Regions from separate parts of the Mus musculus genome. Here region 2 is linked to region 1. The links are chromatin contacts, found by POLR2A ChIA-PET in ENCODE. All regions are on one chromosome and are shown on one strand. The core of a region is the stretch at or near the end of the contact, and the rest is flanking DNA. Distances in the headings are between cores, read along the strand shown.

The links. ChIA-PET counts read pairs that join two places held with the same protein, here RNA polymerase II (POLR2A).
Region 2: POLR2A ChIA-PET joins it to region 1 with 13 read pairs in Patski. The contact joins the promoter of S100a10 here to the promoter of Tchh in region 1. POLR2A ChIA-PET finds 5 or more read pairs at or near these places in 3 of 5 experiments (Patski and embryonic stem cell).

The regions. Positions count from the first base shown.
Region 1 is chr3:93,439,220-93,444,785 of GRCm38, reverse strand. It overlaps Tchh (trichohyalin), which reads right to left and starts at 2,456. Exons shown (of 2, transcript NM_001163098.1): 1 at 2,319-2,456; 2 at 1-1,393. The coding sequence starts at 2,456.
Region 2 is chr3:93,552,283-93,557,848 of GRCm38, reverse strand. It overlaps S100a10 (S100 calcium binding protein A10 (calpactin)), which reads right to left and starts at 2,732. Exons shown (of 3, transcript NM_009112.2): 1 at 2,638-2,732.

The sequences.
Region 1 (5,566 bases), core at 1,207-3,706:
GTGTGCGGCGCCTCTGGCTTTCTTCCCTCAGTTGCCGGCTCCTGTTTGGCTCTCGGCGTTCCTCCTGGAGTCGCCTCTGTTCTTCATCTAGGAGGCTGTCCTGGAGCTCTGCTCGTTGCAGCTTCTCCTCCCGGAAGCGCTGCTCCTCCCTGTCGCGGAACCGCTGCTCCTGCTCCAGGCGCTCCTCCGCCCGCTGCGGCCTCTCCCACTGGTTGCGCTGGCGCGCCTCCTCAGCGGGACGCTCCTGTTGGAGGTCGCGGCGCTGCTCCTCCTGCTCCCGGAGCTGACGCTCCCCCAGCTCCTGGCGAAGCCTCTGCTCCTGCCTGCTAGGCCTAGAGTAGACCTTGTTCTGACGGGCGTCTGCCTCGTTTTCGAGCTGCCACTGCCACCTCTGGGTAATGCTCTCGTCGGGTTCCCGGATCCGCGTCAGCTCGTCCTCCTCAGCCAGCTCCTGCCTCAGCTCTTGCTCGCGTCTTAGCTCTTGCTCACGCCTCAGTTCCTGCCTCAACTCCTGCTCGCGCCTTAGCTCTTGCTCGCGCCTCAGTTCCTGCCTCAACTCCTGCTCGCGCCTTAGCTCTTGCTCGCGCCTCAGTTCCTGCCTCAACTCCTGCTCGCGCCTTAGCTCCTGCTCGCGCCTCAGCTCCTGCCTCAGCTCCTGCTCGCGCCTTAGCTCTTGTTCGCGCCTCAGCTCCTGCCTTCGATTCAGCTCCTGCTCGCGCCTCAGCTCTTGCCTCAGCTCCTGCTCGCGCCTTAGCTCCTGCTCGCGCCTCTGTTCCTGCCTCAACTCCTGCTCGCGCCTTAGCTCTTGTTCGCGCCTCAACTCCAGATCGCGCCTTAGCAGGGGTTCGCGTAGCTCTTCTTGCCTGCGCTTCTGCAGCCTTCTCTCTTCTGTTTGGCCCTTGCCCTTGAGTTCCTGCCTCTCTTGCCTTTGCTGTTCCTCTACCTCAGAAAACTCCTCCGCGTCACGACCCTTACTCCAGCCAAGCGGCTCTTTCTCTGCAAGGCGTTCCTCCAGTTCTTGCAGTTCTCGCCTTTGCAGTCTCTGCTCTTCATCGCGGTGCTGCCTGTAGCGCTGCTCCAGCCGCTGCTCCTCAGCGCGCTCCTCCTGCTCACGTCTCTTCTGCCAGCTTCGGCGCCCAGGTTCTTCGTCCAGTTGTCTGCTTCGGGGCTCGAATCTCCTTTGGTCTTCTTGCCTGCGATCTTGTGACAGGTTCCTCTTTTCATTGGGCAGGGCTCTCTTCTCGCCTAGCTCTGCGGCCTGATCGAGAGCATAATAGCAAGCTTGAGCAATCTTGAAAAGGAACAGGAGGAATTCGTTGAAATCAACACGCCCGTTGCAGTCGCGATCCAGAAGTTCTAGGGTCAGGTCTATCGTCTCAGGGTCATGTGGTCTCTATGAAAAGATTAAAACAAACAAACAAAAAAGTTTTATAATTAATTATTTACAAGTAGTAAACTTTTGCACTCACGTTTGTTTTGGGGAGGGGACTATTTGGAGCGATTAGAAAATGCACAGAGGAGCTGGAGAGATGGTTTAGCCGCTAAGAGCACTTGACTGCTCTTCCATAAGTCCTGAGTTCAATTCCCAGCAACCACATGGTGGCTCACAACCCCATCTGTAATGGGATCTGATGCTCTCTTCTGGTGTGTCTAAAGGGATCGACAGTGTACTCACATATAAAATAAATAAATAAATCTTTTTAAAAAGCAAAGAAAATATGTTGTCCTGTTTCCCCAGCTATGGAAACAACTCATTTCAAAACATACTATTGTTGGAAATTTTTGTTAATTGTGTGCTGATCAAAACAACAAATTCTTTCTAGATGAATGAATAAGAATGGTTTCATCCTTGTGATCAGTACAATGGAATTTAAGAAGATTTTCAACAGATATTTCTGCTTGAAATAGCCAGTGCTCCTGATTTAAGTCTTATTCCATGTTTGAAGAAGAACTGAGATATTTACAGCAATGCCATTTTAATTGCGAAACAGGCAAATTTCTGTTGCTGAAAGTTGGAAGATGGTGCGGGGAGTCTTTTCAGGTCCAACTAACTTGATCAGGCATCATCAGTGGTAATGCCCTATTAACTTACACTTCATTCCTACTAACAATGCCATCAAGACCATTAAATATATGCTATTAACTTCTTTAATACTCATATTACAATACAGATTTAAATAACTCGGGCTCAAAAATGAATGTAGCCCTGTCATGTTTTAAAACAATATTGATCAATATTCATTGCTCTGGTCTTTCTTGGGAGAAAATTTGATAGCCCCCACACCTATAGATTTCTTTTTGTGTATGTGAGGTCTTACCTGAAGGACATCTCCAAGTTCTCTCTCAAGGAGGTTTTTCAGGTCTTTCTTGCTAAGTGATGCTCCATCACAACTTTGTGATGCATATTGATTGAAAACTTCAGTGATATCGACAATGCTTCTTATAAGTGGAGACATTTTTTCTTAAAATTCAAGTAAACCTGAACAATAAAATAGGATTAAAAATCAAATCTCTGCTTCTGACTTTGGGAAAACTTCATTCACACTGATTTAAACAGATCTTTGGATCTATCATAGTTATTTTAACTTGCATTTTCAAAGCATTTTATCTTTGAATACTATATTCAGGAAGAGGAAGAGAAATATTGAAAAATTCTAAACCAAGAAATCACCTTCATACTATATTACAGTCAACTTTTCATTGTCCATCAGTGTAGACTATCCATAACCTCCCTCCCCCTGTTTTCATTTCAGCATATTTCAGAGCAGAGAATGGAGTGATGAGGGAAAGAATTTAAATTCTACATATTGCTATTCATAGCAACACTTAAAGTTGAGCACAAAGGATAGGTAAAAGCAATGATGTGAAGAGAGACTTGAGCATCTTCAGAAATAAATATGTAACCATGTATGCTAATTGTGTTTTCAAAAACATTGCAACAAACAGAACGGTGGAAAGAAAATGTGAATTATTTCTTAAATATATAGCCTATAAGACACTAATTCATGTCATCCAAGTGAAACATTGTAACATCTAGATAGAACAAGGCAGAAAAACAATGCATGCTATCTATCTTAACTCAGACATAGTATGGCTACCCAATCTTCTATTAATGAAAATTATTTGAAAGATCCTTTCTGTTTGGTTAACCAGTCAGTGGGCCAAACAAACCTGAAGAACTTTGGATGATATTATTCTTAGGGCTGGCTTTGTTAAACTCAAGTAAATAGTTTGAATGTTGGATTATAAAAATAGGAGGGACTCTGGGAATGTAGTTCAGTGGTAGAATGACTGCTAGTATGTTCAAAATTGTATGTTGAATTCCCATAATGTCAGAACAAAGCAAAATGCACAGCAAGGACAATGACAACTGGCTCATGTTAAAAGAATATTTGGATGGCTTTGCTGGCTGCCTGCATAGTACCGCATTTAGGTGAGTACTTTATATCATTTCAACTTCAATACCTCTTTTGCCAATTCAGATGTGAACTGTGTAAGAATGCATAAAAAAGAGATCAAAAGAGTTTGCACACCTTTGAGATCATAGTTTTTCAGAAAAATGAGTCTCATAAGAGGCACACATGACATTTCTTGATGCACGTAAGTATTGAGTTCAGAGCCTTGGAAGAATTGCTGCTCTTGGTTCAACTAATGGCTCTGACCATGAGGAGATGGAGTAAGCTAAGCATGCTGGTTCATTCCTTTAATCCTAGCTTCCCAGAAGCAGAGGCAGGTGGATTCCTGTGAGTTTGAGAACAGCTGGGTCTACACAGTAAGGTTTAGGCCAGACAGGGCTAAACAAGACCTTTCCAAAAAAGAAGAAAACCAAGAGACAGATGAAGTGAGATTTACCCGATACTGGAAGGTGGAAGTCCCTTCTGGAAGGTAGGACCTACCTCTATTCTCCCAACATGTACCATGGCTAGAAAATGAATTATCATAGAATATCATCCCATAGAATGGAACTTACCCACTTCACCAGAAGAAGAAGTCAAGTGCTCACTGACACTGCTGGCAAGTGTGCTAGGTAACTGGGAGCCTGGCCTTTTATAGGGGTTTAAATTGTGCCCCGGGGAGCAACTTAGGAAGGAGACACCCACTCTGTGGGATGACCTGATTCATTGAAATCCCAGCTCCACCTCTGTCTCCAGGAATGGCTTGTTTATCTCACTATTTGCTCACGTAGCTATTTGGCACAGGGTTCACAGGACTTGTCTCCTGACTGGGTACTGGCCCCACCTAATACATAAAGGAGAATATTCTCCAGATTTTCTAATTTTCTTTCATTGTTAAAATAAAAACATAAAAACAAAGGTGATGAGTGTTCTAAAACTTGATTTATTATGGCTTCAAAAAAATTCTAGTCATTTTTTAAAGATTTATTTTTAAGTGTGTGTGTGTATGCATGTGCACATATAAGTATAGGTGCCTATGGATGCCAGAGATGTCAGATTCCCCTGGGACTGGCCACCCGACAAGGATACTAGAAACCAAATTCAGGTCCTTTACAAGAGCAGTAAGTGCCTTTGACTCCTTGGCCATATTTCTCACTCCTTAAAACATTTGTTTTTATGGAAGATACAGATTCTAGGTTGACAGCAAACAGGATTCTTCCTTTTCTTCTCTTTTCTTCTCTTTTCTTTTCTTTTCTTTTCTTTTCTTTTCTTAACATAAACCAATGAGAACCAACTAACTTCTCTATGGTATGGTATGTAGCACACCATGAAGAGGTGACCATAAGCTCTGCCTGGTAGACCGTGAAGATAAAGAGGAGGGTGAGCAAATATCTTTTCTTAAAAAATTCAGATGGAAATTTATTTTACATTCTATCCCTCTGATTTTCCCTACAGGTTAGGGGTTGCTTCTTAAGTAACTAATTTTGGAGAATATCTTGAATATGTGTTTATCAAACTGCTCATGAGAAAGCATGTTGTGAAATTTTATTCTTAGTGATATTAAATCTAAATGAAATTTGCTCATTTGTTTTTCTTGCTAGTATATTGAAGCCCCTGGAGAAAAAGAGCTAGTGTAATGCATCATTGTAGATATAATCATGTCATTCAGCCTAAGTTACTAATGGTTATGACATCTAAACACTTGAGTTGGTTTCTTCTGGAAGCACATTAAGGTCATTCTAGCCCATTAGAGCTGTCAGGGCTTTCTCAACCCTGATGATCATTTGTGAATCGCAGTGCTATTTTATTGTAAGGAAAATGGATTCACCCCTGGCTGTCAGTGACTCCCACCCTTCCATTTCATACTACATGATACTTTGGTTCATACTAGGTTTATGGAGACTATTAAATGATTCAGCAGCTTCTCTGAAATTCTGTCTTCACCAAAGGCAAGGGTGTTTTGTTTTGTTTTGTTTTTGGAATTCTGAGAAGAATTTAGAATCCTTCTTGATGTCCATTTCTTACTCTGCTTCCTGGCATCCCTGACATGGATTAATTAGAAAGTTGAGGTGATAAGAGATGAAAAGACTATTGTAAATTTAGTTCATTTCTGCCTCTTCGAGGCCTTCAATACCAAGGTCTGTGATTTCCAAGTTTTGTCAGAACTATCA
Region 2 (5,566 bases), core at 1,483-3,982, 110 kb before region 1:
TCTTAACTGTCTCTTCCTCTGAAGGAAACAATTCCTGTTTTTGTTTCCTTTACAGCAAACACCTACTTTGCACACATTTCCTATGGTGTTCAATTCCAACAATGTTCTTATTTTCTGTCGGTCTTTAAGAGAGGGGCGTAGGGTGGGAATCCCTCTTCCTAAGCAATCCCAAATGTCTGTTCTGGACCTATGCCCAGGTCTAGGCTACAAATCTCAGAAGCTGGAGGCCTGATTTACTTTGTTCATCTGTATTTTTTCCATATCTTAATTTTCTTGAAGCCACCCAGAATTAATTAGGGTGTCAGTGAACACAAACATCCATTATTTTAAAACGTTTGTAGAGTTTCTGTTCTTTTGTTTAGGAGAATTTGAAGACCAATCCTTTTTTTTTTTTTTTAATTGAATCCAGAGGACATTTTTGAATCTGACCCTTACAGTATATTTGGGGTAGGAATGAAATGAAAACAATGGATTTTAGCTCAGACTTTCTCACCAACTAAAACTTGCATACTACAGACATGGTCTGCTAAAGGAAGCTCCAGATGCAATTCAATAGGAAGAAAGAACTCTAGCTCAACCAAGAGCATCCATTTTTCCATGAGGGGTTGTCATGAGTCAGCAACCCAACCAACAACATCAGCTACATGGACAAGTGAGAATTATTTAGTTGAAGGGTTGAAAGTTGTCTTTAAAAGTCAATCAGTCCCTCCCTGCCTCCCTCCAGGGGTGGTGGTCCTGAAGAGCTAGACCCTCACACTGCCAAGCCTGTTACTCCCTTTGCTTTTGAGGTGTGATTCCTAAGTTGTGAATCCTGAGAGCCCATCTTTCCCCAGCACTGTGAGCATTAATTTATTTCATAATTCTGAAAGAATCCTATTGTTCTCTTAGCTAGGCTTAAATGAATGGAATGTGTCCAAGGCATATCAAATACTTATGTATTTGCTGGGAGGTGGGGAGACATGACTCCATGACACACTCTCTCTCTCTCTCTCTCTCTCTCTCTCTCTCTCTCTCTCTCCTGTCAGTAGAAAGCAGGGAGGTATCCAGCCTCAGCCCCACCCAGCCCAGGGCCTGACCACATTGGGGTGACTGCTCAGAGGCTGGCCAGAGGCCAGGCATAAGAGGACAACGGCCCATTTGATGTTGTATTTAGGAAAAGCCAGGGAACAGCATCACTCAGAAATTAGGGGAACCCAAATAACTGCTCTATGCCAAGCAGACCAAAAACAAACAAACAAACAAACAAACAAACAAACAACACTACTCTTAGACTGTCAGTGACAGTGCATAGGCAATGGGAGGAGGACTAAGGTAAATGAAATTTCAGGGAGTTATATGAACTCCTCCTTCCTGCTCCAACGTCGGGCATTATCGTTTGCAATTTGCTGAAACACACCGAAGGCAAGCTCTCTGACAGAGAGTTTCTACCTAATTTGAAGTATAACATGCAAAAATCCACTCCTGGAAGCTGAAACTGAAGCTTGGGGAATGGGGGGGGCGGGGGGGAGAGAGACAGACTTGGAATGGTTCTGCCAGTCTAATTACTGCCCTTCCAGGCAGCTCAGACAAGAAACCCCTCCTGCAGGTTGGTGGCCAGTTAGTTGTGACTCATTTCCTCTTGGAAAATGCCCTGGAAGATGGCACAGTTCCTCTTTTCCTTCAGGGAGCGATCTGTTCAAACCATCCACAGAGAATCAGCAACCAGCTAGGCCACACCCAAGGTCTCACAGCTGAGTCACAGGCCACAGATCACTAGGAGAATCCAGGAACCCTTTGTGCTAGCCCCACCCTGCAGAATGTGTCTGGCTTTCCTGGGGTGGGGGGTGGGGGTAGGAAAATGAGGGAGGTGGGTCCTGTGGATTTCAGAATGTGGATCCGGGCTCTGCTGGTCTGTCACATTTCTGTTTTGCTTGCCACCCACTCAGCAATTTCTCCAGAGTCCTCCCAGGCAGGGCTAGGAAAGAGGTCAGTCATTCCTGTTGCCAAGCTCAGGCCGTGAAGCAGGTACGTCCCTCTCACTGCACCACATGAAAATTAATCCCAGACTGAAGATTCTTCACCAAGCCTGCTCTCTCGTTCCATCTCTCTCTGGTTCCCTTTATTTAATCCGAGTAGCTAGAGGAACACTTGGTAGAGAGACAGAAAGTCCTACTTTAAAGATCCTTCCGAAGCAACCTGGAATTTGCACTGAGGCTAAGGCAACAAGCAGAGCAGGGTCCTTCAGAAAGGGAATCCTCCAGCTGCCAAGCCTCCAGTCCTCCCTGGCCAAAGCGGCTCAAACAGCCTGAGCTCTGCCTGTAGCCTGAAGCTTCATGGAACTGCCAACTAGGACAGAGCGCAAGCAGGTTCTGCTAAACTCCAGTTAACTCTAAGACTAGTTGCAAAGTAGAAAAGATGAGAATGAAGAACCACATGCCGAAAAGGAGAACAGAACAGCGGCTCCAACGCCAGGATGGGGTAGCTCCAGACAAGACTGGCCTCCGCCCCAGCGAGTCTGGGGGCATCCGAAGCAGTGTGCGAGCTGGAGGGGTGGCCCCACCCAGGCTCGCGGGGCGCGGCTCCTCGCGAAGCCTGGCTGGAGGCCGAAGCAAGCGGGTGTGGGGTTCCCAGAGGGCAGATATTAGGTGCGGGACTCACCTGGGCCCCGAAGCGCAGCAGTCCTTGGAAGAGCTGGGCACACCACGATGAGGCTAGTGCCGAAGACCGCGCGTCTTTGTACGCGAGGCGGGTACAGAGGGCGGAGGCGCCCCGGAGCGGGAGGAGCCTGGAGGGCAGGCATCTGCCCTCCCCACCCATCCCTCCCTTCCTGCCCCCCACCCCGCCCCACCAGCGCTCTCTCTCTCTCTCTCTCTCTCTCTCTCTCTCTCTCTCTCTCTCTCTCTCTCTCTCTCTCTCTCTCCTTCTCTCTCCAAAACACAAGGCAACACACACGCACACACACACCCTTCCCACTCTGCCAACAGACTAACTTTGCCCGTCCCCAGGGACAGCCCTATTGTAAACGTCCCTGCGGAAGAATGCTCTTAGTATTTCAGGGCATTCTCATCCAGGGCCGTGCCCTTCCTCTCAGGTTTGATTTTAGAAAGTGGGTGAGTGTAGAAATAAGAATCCAGCCGTCTCGGGAGGCACAATGGCCAGAACCAGAGCCAAGAGCCTCTGCGAGAACCTGCAGGGTTAGGAATAATTTCCTAGATAAGCAGGAGGAACGCTTCTACACCTAGCTTGCTCTAGGACCTGGTCTTGGGGTCGCCTGTGTTGAGTGCAGAAGCAAGGCCCCTGGGCTTCAGCCTAGCCTTGCCACCACTGAGTGGTGAGGATCAGGGCGTGTCCTAGTGCTTGTCAGCTTCAGGAGCTTCTTTGTTACAGGGTTCACCTTTCCTGGTACAGTTTGTGATTTTGCTTGGTCGATAGTTTCAGCTGTGGCCAATATTACTAAGATCTGTTTCGGAGCCCCCTTCTTGACTCTACTTGGCTCTAAAAAGCTCTTTGGAAGAAACTTCTGGAAGATATTTAGAGACGACTGAAGTGTATCCTAACTGACAACCACACCCTTCCCTGATACTTAACATTATTTGTGGTTTGGGATTAAATGCAGTTATTGGTGACACAGCCCAGTCCCTAGCACTGGGGTTTCCCCTGTTCCCAGGGGAAGTCCTAGAAAGGATGAGAGATTCCAAAGGGATAAACAGAATTAGGGAATTCTCTATGCGCCACCACGTGACAGTCTCGGCAGAGGTCAGGAAAATCCAACTTGGATCAGCTCTGTTTTCTCCAGGGTCTCTGAAACCTCAGTTCTGGCTCTTCAAAAGCAGTTTTTCCTTCCAAATCTTCCCACAGGCCTCCCCAGGTCGTCGCAGCTGTGGAGGAAATCTCAGGGAAAATGTGATCGAATTTAGAATACTCCTACTCACTGGTTTTCTGGGGCATGAGCCTTAGAATGTTTAGTTTGTGCTAGAGCCTGTTGATTCAGAGATGGGGAATCAGTTTCTTCTTTCAAAGAGCGCCGAGGTTTCTGAAGATATTGTAAACAATTCCCTATGGTTGATGAGCAGTACAAGAATGTTGGACAGGGGCTTCTAAGGCCCCATAGTGGGGCAACAGTCTGATTCACAGAGGAAGCAACATTTGATAAGAACTCAACAATTAATCATTGTGATTCTTTAATCTGAAAATCTATTATAACCTTTTGGGCAGGTATAGAGGTATAGAGGTGTCGGAGTGCTTTTTAAAAAGTTATTGTGTGTCTGTGCATGTGCCTCCATGTACATGTGTGCCAGAGCACATACGTGGCACTGTGAGAACAGTTTTCAGGAGTCAGTTCATTGGTGTGGAATTTGGAGCTAGAACTCAGGTCATCAGGCTTACACAAGAGCACCTTTACCCTCAGAAACCCCATTGACCCAAATACCACATTCCCTTTGTGGAGGGTTTGGAAAACAGCAGCTAAAACAATAATTATTTATAAATGTATGGACCAAATAATAACTATTTTCATGTATTTTGTTCTAGTCCTATACATATGGTTATATTGATTTTTTTATATTGATTTTTTTTTAGATTGACAGTATCCTCTTTTGTTCCTTAGTATTCATTCTCTCCCCACCCCTCAATATTTTTGAGGTGCCAGGCTTAATCGGGATTGAGCCCAGGTCTTCTCACATGCTAGGTAAGTCCTCTACTACTGAGTTCTATCTCTGGCCCACTTTTGCTTTTTCTGTGTCGCTGTTTATCAAGATCACCATGATCACTCACTCGTTTCCCCCCTTTTCGTTCCTTTAGTGATTTTTTTTTTCAATCTGCTAGCAAGGCTGTAGGATTCTGGAGTCCTAGTGGGTGCCGCCCCACAAAGATGCTGAGGGCACATGATGAACAGAGCCAGCAGGATAGACACTATAGCAAGTGCTCTCTCACTAACTCCCCATGAAGCTCCTTAGCTGCTCTGTGAACTGAAGGTCCATGAAACTTCAGCTCCACTGCTAAAGATGGGTGTGGTGAGGCATGTTTTTAATTCTTGCACTTGGGAGGCAAAAAAATTGTGCATTTGAGGCCAGCCTGGCCTATATAGTGAGACTGTCAAAAAAAAAAAAAAAATTAAAACCAAAACCTCTCTCTCCAGGAAAAATGTACCCAGCCAAGTTCTTTCTGCAGGAAATGGCTATGCCTTGTTAACCACATGGACAAAGTGAAACCAACCCTACTTCCCTACTAACAGTTGACTGGAGCAGAGACCAGTTCTGTAGGCTGTACAGATTTCTTCACGGTACAGGGCACAACACAGAGTACTACACAGAAGGAAACTGTAACTTCCAGGAGCCATGAACACTTCACCCCATCAATATCTCCGACAGATTGGTCCTAGACACAGAGAGAGCAGGCACTGGAGGAACAGGGCTGGGTGCAGTGTGGCCCCTGGAATAAAGAGGAAGTAACTTACAAGTTGTCCACCAGGCACCTTCCAGTGTGCAGAATGCTACCAGCAGGAGAGTTGCTTTACTGGCAATGCAACACTAGAGATTCTTCCACCTTCTCCAAGAGGCATAGTAATAAAATCCCAATACCAGTGCTC